Regions from separate parts of the Homo sapiens genome. Here region 1 is linked to region 2. A link is a loop called in an ENCODE intact Hi-C map of the cell type or tissue named here. Cell type or tissue: HepG2. All regions are shown on one strand. Each heading gives the region's core, and the rest is flanking DNA. Links, peaks and the distances in the headings are about the cores only. Region 1 has its middle 33 kb from the start of PAQR8. Region 2 has its middle 14 kb from the start of TRAM2-AS1.

Region 1 (5,376 bases), core at 237-5,236, 260 kb before region 2:
GTTACTCGGAGTAGGGAGATGTAGTTTTTCCCGTTTGGTTTAGCCTTAGGAAGTTTGTGTTAATTGGCTTCAGGTTGCCTGCCTTCAGTCCCACTTGTTTTCCTTTTGATCCAGCTTTGGGAAGTCAGCATGAATTGGCCTTAGATTTCCTGCTCCCAGAACTTGGTGTTTTCTCTTTTAGGAAGTCAGCACAAATTGGCCTTAAGTTCGCTGTCTCTAGGCCCTATTCTCCTGCCTCAATCTCTTTCAGCTCTGCTGGTGCAGACTGACCAGGTCCTGCAGCTCCTGTAGTCCTTTTCCTCCTTTAGCTGCTGAGAATTTAATCTTTTTTCTTTGGAACCTTGTACTTTTGTGCTTCAGTGCCTAGCCTGATCTTCAACCTTGTCTGTTCTCCAGCTATAGATGAGAGTCTCCTTGTACTGACAAGAAAGCCCTCTGACTTTTATGTTTAGCTGATTTAATTGCTGGGTTAATCACCCTCAGCCTTTCCTTGTCTTTCTCCAGAACATCTTTTGCCCTCAGCAACAGTCATCTGATCCTACTGTCCTTATAATTGCTAATTTCCTCATGCTTCTCAAATACTGGTTCCATTGCCCCAGCCAGTGCATTCCCTTCCAAAGGTATGCCCTTCCAGAAAGTGTTAGCAATCATTCTGCTACTGTGTGCAAGGCTTTATCCATGCTCTACCAACCACCCGTGATGGGTCTGTCAACCAGAAAGTATCTGAGGCAGGGCTCCATCAATTTAGAAGTTTATTTTGCCAAGGTTAAGGACATGCCCAGAAGAAAGAAACACAGAATCACAGAAGTAATCTGTGGTCTGTGACTTTCTCTAAAGATGAATTTGAGGTCTTCAATATCCAAAGAGGGAAAGTGGGCTGGAGGGGAAAGAAGGAGGGTATGGTAGTCTACATGTTGCAAGGGAAAAGGAGTAGGTAGGGGGATAGTCAATGATGTATTCATATTGTGCTCAGTAAATCGGCACTTTATATAAGGTGAACATAGAATGGAGGTATTTAGCCTTTTATTTAAATATCTCCTGTGGAGATATTTAGCCTTGTATTTGTAGTTATTTGCTTAGGAACAAAAGGAAAGGCAGTTTCTTCCATAACTCAGCTTTCAGCTTAATGTTTTTTTCTTTTGGCATAGTGAATTGGGTCCCCAGATTTTCTTTTCCTTCTTTCCAGCCAGTTGGTGGGTGACCAGCTTCAGCGCCTGCTTTCTTGCACCACATGGGTCTCTGGAACTGGGATGACCCTGAAGAGTTGTCCCCATGTTGGGGACATTGACCAGTCATTGAATGGAGCCTGCCCTGGGAGGGGGAACGAACCTTGGATAAAGTTGCTATCTTCATAGGAGGATAACTACAAGAAAAAGGGCTTAGTGGCCGGGTGCAGTGGCTCACGCCTGTAATCCCAGCATTTTGGGAGGCTGAAGCAGGCGGATCATGAGGTCAGGAGCTCGAGACCAGCCTGGCCAACATAGTGAAGCCCCATTTCTACTAAAAAAAAAAAAAAAATACAAAAATTAGCCGGGCTGTAGCAGGACAAGCCACAGACAAAAGCCTTCAGACACCAAGTTAAAGAAGGAAGGGCTTTATTTGGCTGGGAGCTTCAGCAAGACTCACGTCTCCAACAACCAAGCTCCCCAAGTGAGCAATTCCTGTCCCTTTTAAGGGCTCACAACTCTAAGGGGATCCACGTGAGAGGGTCGTGATCGATTGAGCAAGCAGGGGGTACGTGAATGGGGGCTGCATGTTCTGGTAATTAGAACGGAACAGAACAGGACAAGGACTTTCAGTGCTTTTCTATACAATGTCTGTAATCTATAGATAACATAACCGATTAGGTCAGGGGTTGATCTTTAACTACAGGCCCAGGGTGTGGCGCCGGGCTGTCTGCCTGTGGATTTCATTTCTGCCTTTTAGTTTTTACTTCTTTCTTGGAGGCAGAAATTGGGCTTAAGACAATATGAGGGGTGGTCTCCTCCCTTAGGCATGGTGGCACACGCCTATAATCTCAGCTACTTAGGAGGCTGAGGCAGGAGAATCACTTGAACCCAGGAGGCAGAGGATGCAGTGAGCTGAGATCACATCACTGCACTCCAGCCTGGGCAAAAGAGCAAGACTCTGTCAAAAAAAAACAAAAACAAAAAACCCACCAATTGTTCAGGAAAAAATGGTAACACCTTTTGTGTTCCTTTGTTCGGAGACTTAGTAGCTTGTTCTGGGGAAGTTTCCCCACTTGATGACCCAGACCTCCCACCAAACAAATAAAAATCTGGGAGTGGCTTGGTTAATGAAACTACTGATAAGGGGTCAATTGGCCTCTTACCTTCCTTGTAAGCTACCCAACCCAGACCAAAAATAGGCTAGTGTGGGTGTGGACTCCAGGCTGTCCCACAGCAGAACAGGCAGGGAAGCTTGTGTAACCCCAACAAATAAATCAAGTACTGTGTGCTTCTGCTTTGAGGCCTGTTGCCATGTGGAACCCACGCTAATCAGACACACGAATCTACCTCCCAAGACCTTGAAAGATAATTTATGTCTTTAGGAAGCCTGGTGAAAAGGAAGTTTTATCACATTTAATAAAAAAAATTATACTTTAAAAAATCCTACTTGGACAGCTCATTTCTGAGTTCCCTCCATCCAAGCTGCTGCTCTCTACATCTGTCTTATCTACTGCTGGCAAACCCTAAAAGCCCCTTTCATCTACCTTCTGAATGTATTCTTTTCCTTTACAAGTATATACGCAGAAAATTTTTGTAAGTTAAATTTGTCTTTCTCTGCACTTTTCAATTCTCCCTCCCTCATAGTAAACATCACACAAAGGGCAAACACAGACTCCTTAATAGAGTGGAGTGTGGGGGGAGGGTGAAGTTTGATCCTGTCACACTTGGATTGGTAAATATATTTTTAATGCTATATTTGACTGTGGCACACTTCACCAGGTGAGAACCCAATAATAAATTAAAATGTTTGAATTGTCCCTTCTTTGCAGCTGCCATCTCATTCTTATGATCACCCACCCCATTCTCGGTCTACTCATTGCCTATTAAAGTGTTTCCATGGTGCTTTGTCTGCAATAGACCTGGCTGCTTTCCACTCTTCCTTTCTTTTCTTTTTTCTTTTCTCTTTTTTTTTTTTTGAGACAGAGTTTCGCTCTGTTGCCCAGGCTAGAGTGCAGTGGCGCTATCTCGGCTCACGGCAACCTCTGCCTCCTGGGTTCAAGTGATTCTTCTGCCTCAGCCTCCCAAGTAGCTGGGCATACAGGCATGTGCCACCATGCCTGGCTAATTTTGTATTTTTAGTAGAGATGGGGTTTCTCCGTGTTGGTCAGGCTGGTCGTGAACTCCTGACCTCAGGTGATCTACCTGCCTCGGCCTCCCATAGTGCTGGCATTACAGGTGTGAGCCACCGCACCAGGCCCCACTCCTCCTTTCAAAGAAGCCTTGCTGACCTGCCCTATAAAGGAGAACACATGAATGTGAGGTGCAGGCTTACACAAATACATAAATATAATTTTGCATATCATTTCAGGGAGTTCATGGACCACTGGATAAGCTCCAGTTAAAGACCACTTATTTAGTCTTCTTGCCTAACAAGCTCTCAGTTCCTGAAATTCTGATGCCAAGATTTTATTTATTTTTATTTTTTGAGACAGAATCTCGCTCTGTCTCCCAGGCTGGAGTGCGATGGCGCGATCTCAGCTCACTGCAACCTCCGCCTCCCAGGTTCAAGTGATCCTCCCGCCTCAGCCTCCCAAATAGCTGGGATTACAAGCGTGCACCACCACTCCTGGCTAATTTTTGTATTTTTTAGTAGAGACAGGATTTCACCATGTTGGCCAGGCTGGTCTCAAACTCCTGACCTCAGTGATCCGCCCACTTTGGCCTCCCAAAGTGCTAGGATAACAGGCCTGAGTGACTGTACCTGATCTTTGATGCCAAATTTTAGCTAACCTAATACACACTTAGATGCCTGCAATAAGATGCAAAATCATTTTTTTTTCTGTATTGGCAAGTGAATAGTCTTTATAAATTGCATAAAGCATGTGTAGATTGTGTACTAGAGAAGCCAACATTTTTATTCATTCATTTGTTCATTTGTTGATTACTCATTCATTTTACAAATATTTGTTTAGGCATTACTATTTTGGAGTAATACATTTATGTAAAATCAACCTCCAACTTTAAAAATCAGACCAGTTAATGGGAAGAACCAATATGTAAATAGACAGTTAACAATAGTGTGCTATGGCTGAGGGTGCTGAGGGAGCCTTGGAGAAAGTGAAGGGTGAGGGGAGGGTGGCGTGGAGAGGGCACCTAATTCAGCCTGGGAGTTGGGTATGGGCTGAGAGTGATTTCAGGCGGAGCTTCTGGGAGAAGGTGACACATAAACTGTATCTTGGGGGAGTTCTTAGAGTTCTCAGAAGGCAAGAGTGGGAGAAAGATAATCTCTCTAGATGGATCAATACTTTCAAAGAGCCAGAGTCAGAAAAGAGCATGGTGCATTGGAAAACTTGTCATTGGTTTGCTTCGGCTGGAATGGAGTGTGGATATGGAGACATGGCAGGAGCTGGAGCAAGGGCCACTTCACACAGGGTGTGAAATGCTAGTTGGAGGAACTTACTCTTTATCTCAATGGGGTGTGGAGCCTCTGAAAGCTATTTAGCAAGGCATGATGTAATCAGATTTGCATGCAGAATGGCAAGGTACAGTGGTAATCACACCCATACATGGGGATTGTTTCTATATACGTTGTATTTAAAACTGGAAAATAATAAAGAATTAAAATTGTGAATGACTTGCTTTACATAAATTAAAATAGGTACCAGGCTATGCCTTTAATAACAGCACTCTCAGCTACCTGTTTTTTGCTTTTTTTTTTTTTGAGACGGAGTTTCGCCCTTGTTGCCCAGGCTGGAGTGCAATGGTGTGATCTCAGCTCACCACAACCTCTGCCTCCCGGGTTCAAGAGATTCTCCTGCCTCAGCCTCCTGAGTAGCTGGGATTACAGGCATGTGCCACCATGCCCGGCTAATTTTTTGTATTTTTAGTAGAGACGGGGTTTCTCCATGTTGGTCAGGCTGATCTCAAACTCCCCACCTCACGTGATCCACCTGCCTCGGCCTCCCAAAATGCTGGGATTACAGGCATGAGCCACCATGCCCGTCCTGCTACTTGCTTTTAAATATTATTTTGAATGGTGTTAATGCCAGAGCTGAGGAAATAGCACATATAACTCACATTCCAGCTTGTCTTTGTCCTAGCTCTTAGAGAAGAACGCTATATAACCTCTAATACCAATGGAGATTTAAGTATTGTAGTGCTTCTTTATAACTTTATATTTATTTCCAATTTATCTTTATGTTTTCCA
Region 2 (5,376 bases), core at 191-5,190:
TGCCTCTAGTAATAATATTACCATTATCTTGCCTGAACAGATGTGCAAGGACTCCCGTCTACTCATTATCCAACATGACAATGGAACACGTTTCTATCAGCCTCATCGGAAATCTTGGCAGATGCTGTCAGAAAGTGTGTGCTGTTCCTGAGATGTGATTTTTCAACAGTGTAGACTGTACTATTTGACTAGGGGTGGGAAAAAGAGGAGCGGGAGTTGATTGTGCTTTCTTTTGGTTTTGTTTTTAATTTTGAAATTCTTCTCTCCAAGGGGGCCTTGCCTTGGACTATGTCCAGCTTTGCTGAATAGCCATGTCTGCATGACCAGTGGACTGGGGCTGGCCAGCAATCCCAGGGCCACACCAAAGCCCAGTGCCGAGGGCCCATTTCTTTGAAATAGTTCCCTCATGGCTCTCACTTCCCCTTACTCCAACATTATTCGTACCTACCATGCCCCGCTATTCCACTTCTGCCCTGACCTCAGTGTCTTGCATTGAGACATTTGAAGAGTGTGGTTCAAGGAAAGAGCATGTTTGTTCCCAGCTGAACAAGGCTCAGGGAGACTAGCAGTGCCAGAGACAGGAGTGGGCAACATTTCTGTGTGAATTAAGCCATGCAGTGTGCAAGTTCCCCATGGCAAACACCACCTTTCCCTGGGAAGACAGCCAAGGCCTGGAGCCCCATGTAGGAAATCTCCTGTGAGAGGCCCTTCCTGAGCTCCACAGAAAATGATTCTTTTCATAGGCACTGAGTCCCCTTTTTTTCTAGCCATAAATGCCCACATCACAGTCCCCCTTCCTGGCCTTCTACACTCTGCTCCCGTGCCAAGTGCCCTCACCCAGGCCCCCTCATAGCTCATGCACCCCTTTCCCTTCCTTTCCACACTCAACTGGCCTCCCCAAGCCCTCAGAAAGCCTATTCCTTTCCCCTGCTGTGCTGTTGACTCTCCCTCCATCCTGCACTCTATGCCTCTCACTTGAAACTGCTCCATGCCGTGACCTAACATCTCCAGAGGCTCCTCTCGGGTTGAACAGACATGATTTGTTGACTTTGCCAGATTAGCAAAGGGAGCAAATTCCATAGATTCCTCTGCCCCTAAGTCTCAAAGTGCAGACCTTCATCTTGATAGCAGGAGCGAGGTGATGGAGGCAGCCTGGGATTGCATAAAACAGTAACAGCAATATGATGACTCTGTAGGGACAATTACTCCCTGGCAGGTCTAAGGGCTAAGCCTTAATCTTTCCAACAAGGCTCTGCAGTAGGTATTATTACTAGCCTCATTTTGTAGTCGAGAGAATGGAAGGCCGGGTGCTGTGGCTCATGCCTGTAATCCCAGCTCTTTGGGAGATGGGCAGATCACTTGAAGTCAGGAGTTCAAGACCAGCCTGGCCAACATGGTGAAATCCCGTCATTATTAAAAACACAAAAATTAGCCGGGTGTGGTGTAAACCCAGCTACTCCAAAGGTTGAGGCACAAGAATCGCTTGAACCTGGGAGGCAGACGTTGCAGTGAGCCAAGATTGCACCACTGCACTCCAGCCTGGGCAACAGAGCAAGACTCTGTCTCAAAAAACAAAACAAAACAAAAGGCCCGGCAAGGTGGCTCACGCCTGTAATTCTAGCACTTTGGGAGGCCAAGGTGGGTGGATCACCTGAGGTCAGTAGTTCAAGACCAGCCTGGCCAACATGGTGAAACCCCGTCTCTACCAAAAATACAAAAATCAGCCAGGCATGGTTGTGGGTGCCTGTAATCTCAGCTACTCGGGAGGCTGAGGCAGGAGAATCACTTGACCAACACTCTCGCCTTAACCTGGGAGGCAGAGGTTGCAGTGAGCTGAGATTGTGCCACTGCACTCCAGCCTAGGCAACAAGAATGAGACTCTGTCTCAAAAATAAATAAATAAATAAAAGGAAAAAGAAAGATGTTAAGTGACTTTTTCAAGGCCCTGAGTTTGCAAAAGACAGACCCCTAGCATGCCTGGGGAGGGGCTTTGTGCACTCATCCGGCTGCCTTTCCTGGCATGCCCTGGGGATGGCAGGAAACCTGGATCCCTGCCCAGCTCTGCTGTTTCTAGGTAGGTTACCTCAGGTCAGACACATTCATTTCCCAAGTTTCTGTTTTCTAATCAGAAAAACTGTGGGATTTGAGGTGATTTCTTAGGGCCTTTTCCATATGGTGATGCTGTCATTTTTTTTCCTAATGATAAAAGTATTCAGAAAGCTCTTCAAATTTTCTGGACTCAGGGTCAGTCCTAGGCAAAGAGAAGAAATAGGAGGCAACATTGATCTTTGGTGACACCTAAAGGCTCTGTGCAACCTTTTCCTCTGTCCAGAGTAAGCCTTTGGTGTAATCCCTGCTGCCTCTGGGGACCCCAGGGCAAAGTCTTGGGGAGGGCGCAAAGAGGGCTTGTCCATCACTTGAGGACGCAGAGGACGCATGTGCCCTGCACATCAGGATGAGTAAACCTGAGCTCCTTACTAAAATAAAGCTGTCTTTTGAGTGTGTCCTCACTTGTAACCGGGGTAAATGCACTGACCAGTGCTAGTCAAAGATGACCTCAACAACTGCTCCATTCCAACTGTCTTGGGCAAGAGGGGAGTGACTGTTTATGCTTTGATATGAGATGGAGTCATAAATACTGTTTCAGATGTTTCAGATGCCAGGGGAACATATGATCAGAGACACCAGCATCATACTGTCATGCCAGGAAACCTTCAGTGACTGCCTGCTAGAGGAAGTTCACATCCCTTAGCTTGGCTTCAAGGAACTCCAGGAGCAACACTCTCGCCTTCCCACCTTGGCCTCTGCCTTCCCTAGCTAGACACCCATGAGTATACATTCCCCCAATTCCCCGACCAATTTTGACTGAGCCAGCAGCACATCAAGGGTTAACCCTTACCATTTGTGAAAATTTTGTATCATCATATTTGGTTGATTCTAAGATGCACACTTTTTCTCATATTAACCTCTTACTCATTTAACATTGATGTTACAATCAATGACATGTCATTGTTTTGTGGCACTTTTTCTTTCTTAGTGGTTTGTAAAATAATGGTGCATCGTGACTGAAGGCCTCTTGGATTTGCTGAAATACTGGAAGTAGCATTCTCCAGATTTGAGCTCTAGCAGCTCTGCCAGAAGCCGGGAACCTGTGTGCCCATACTCTGAGTTTGTTTTCCCAGTTAGGACTGGGTCCTAGTGTAATGGGGTGATATCTGGGAACCTATATAGCTCCCTAGATATAACCAAGGGTGATATTCAAAGTGTTTAATGACCATACCAGGCCAGGTGCATTGGCTCATACCTGTAATCCCAACACTTTGAGAGGCTGAGGCGGGCAGAACATTGAGGTCATGAGTTTGAGACGAGCCTGGCCATTGTTGTGAAACCCTGTCTCTACTGAAAATACAAAAATTAGCCAGGCATTGTGGCAGGTGCCTGTATTCCCAGCTACTCAGGAGGCTGAAGCAGGAGACTCGCTTGAACCTGGGAGGCAGAGGTTGCTGTGAGCTGAAATTGTGCCACTGTACTCCAGCCTGGGTGATAGAGCAAGGCTCCGTCTCAAAAGAAAAAAAAAAAAAAAGAATTACCATACCAATTAGAAGAGAAGATGACTGAAAACAACTGGCTTGTGTATCCTGGAGCTTACCTGCTGAACCCCAGGCCTACTACCGTGCTCCTTACCTGTTTGTTCTCCACTCATCTCATTCCTTATTTTATGGATACTTGACAGCACACTCAGGGAACATGGCCTGTTGCCCATTCCCAGGAGACATTCCCTAATCAGGGTGAGCCAAGCATGGTTACCCCAGGCTACTTTAGGGGAGGGTATGTGTACTAGTTTTCTGTTGCTGTTGTAACAAATTACTACAACTTTAGCTCAAAACCACACACATTTATTTTCTTACAGTGATATAGGCCAGAAGTCTGGTTCATGTCTCACTGGGCTAAAATCAAGGTGTCCACAGGGCTGTGTTCCTTTCTGGAGGCTTGAGGGTAGAATCTGTTTCCTTGCTGTATCAGGTGTTGGCTGATTTTAGTTCCTTGCAGCTGCAGGACTGGGGTCCCTGTTTCCTTGCTATCTGTTATCTGGGGGTCTCTATTAGCTTCTAGCAGCCTCTCTTTTTTTTTTGTTTTTTGTGGTTTTTTTGTTTTTTTTTTAATGATTAAGTATAGAGTTTTTTTTAGGCTAAAGCTTGAGGATAGCCACCTGAGGGCATACATTCAAGTTGCCCTGAGTGCACATTCCTATTAGCAGTAGTTACAGGTGGCACTTGTTTGTTTTTATTGCTACATTATATTTATACATATTTAAGGGATCTCTCTCCTGTTCTTATACATCACCTCCTACATCTCATCCCCAAATACTTCCCACGCTGCCATCTCCCTTACTCCCCTGGGCTAATGTGATTAGATGGGGCGCACTGGTAATCCAGCATAGCCTCCCCATCTCAAGATTCATGCCCTTAATCATATCTGCAAAGTCCCTTTTGCCATGTAAGGTAACATAGTCACAGGTTCCAGGGGACTAGAATTTGAACATCTTTGACAGCATTATTCTGCCTATTACAGTATGTAAACCATCCTTGCCAATGAAATGTAGAGAGAAATCTGCTGAGGCTTGCAGGGAGGATTTTGCTCTCTGATTAAAAAGAGAGACATTAAGGAGGTCTGCTTTGATTGAGGTGATGTGAGCTTGGCAGCTATCTAATGACCATAAGGCCCTAACATCAAGAATAAAAGCAGACACACTGAGAACAGCAGTAAGAGTATCAAAGTGAAAAAGTAGAAAGAGCTTGGCCTTTTGATAACAATGTTTAGCCACCAAGCCAATCCTAAAGCACCTACTTCCAGACTTCTTGAGAGATACTTTGCTATCTTTATTGCTTAAGCCACTGTTAGTTAAATATTGTTACTTGTAGCTAAAATCATCCCAATAGTCTGTTACTTATAGCTAAATCATCCCAGATCATCCCAATATTCTGTTATTTGTAGTTAAGTCATCCCAGATAAAATTTAACACCTTTATTATTGGTCCATTTCAATAATACCTTGATTTACTGCTTGGTAATTAATTTGTCTGTCCTACCTATTAGTAGTATCTTGGTCCTACTATAGTACTCATACTACCCACCTCCTCCCTAAACTTTTGCCTATTTAACTAAGGTCCTGGCCTCCTGCCTAGTTTCTCCTGACACCCTCTTTAGGGGCTAGGCAAGGCCCCTATATTTCCAGTTATGGCTGGGGATTAGTCTTGGATGAACAGATCTCCCCAGCCCATGACACTGCCTATAGATTGTACCTCCTAATTGAGATGATTGTCTGAATTATACCTGACTTTGCTGCCTTTAAAACATGATTACTTGGAAAGCTGAC

What was found. Peaks named below come from ENCODE experiments on the same cell type or tissue, not always from the same donor. Only the 100,000 strongest peaks of a DNase experiment are listed, where the experiment ranks them.
Region 1: a loop joins it to region 2, with 21 times the contacts of the local background. A loop is called at or near these places in 1 of 110 quality-filtered maps.

What each region holds. Positions count from the first base shown.
Region 1 is chr6:52,326,073-52,331,448 of GRCh38, forward strand. No RefSeq gene overlaps it. Among named protein-coding and RNA genes, the nearest start is that of PAQR8, 33 kb to the right of the region's middle. RefSeq lists enhancers at 1-274, 275-881. In HepG2, for the core only: no CTCF peak of the experiment used is centred there; DNase peaks (open chromatin) are centred at 599, 1,789, 2,359 and 2,778; H3K4me3 peaks cover 1,680 bases.
Region 2 is chr6:52,588,212-52,593,587 of GRCh38, forward strand. No RefSeq gene overlaps it. Among named protein-coding and RNA genes, the nearest start is that of TRAM2-AS1, 14 kb to the left of the region's middle. RefSeq lists an enhancer at 975-1,119 and a cis regulatory region at 1,042-1,053. In HepG2, for the core only: a CTCF peak has its summit at 2,298; DNase peaks (open chromatin) are centred at 1,080, 2,050, 2,310, 2,600 and 1 weaker place; H3K4me3 peaks cover 248 bases.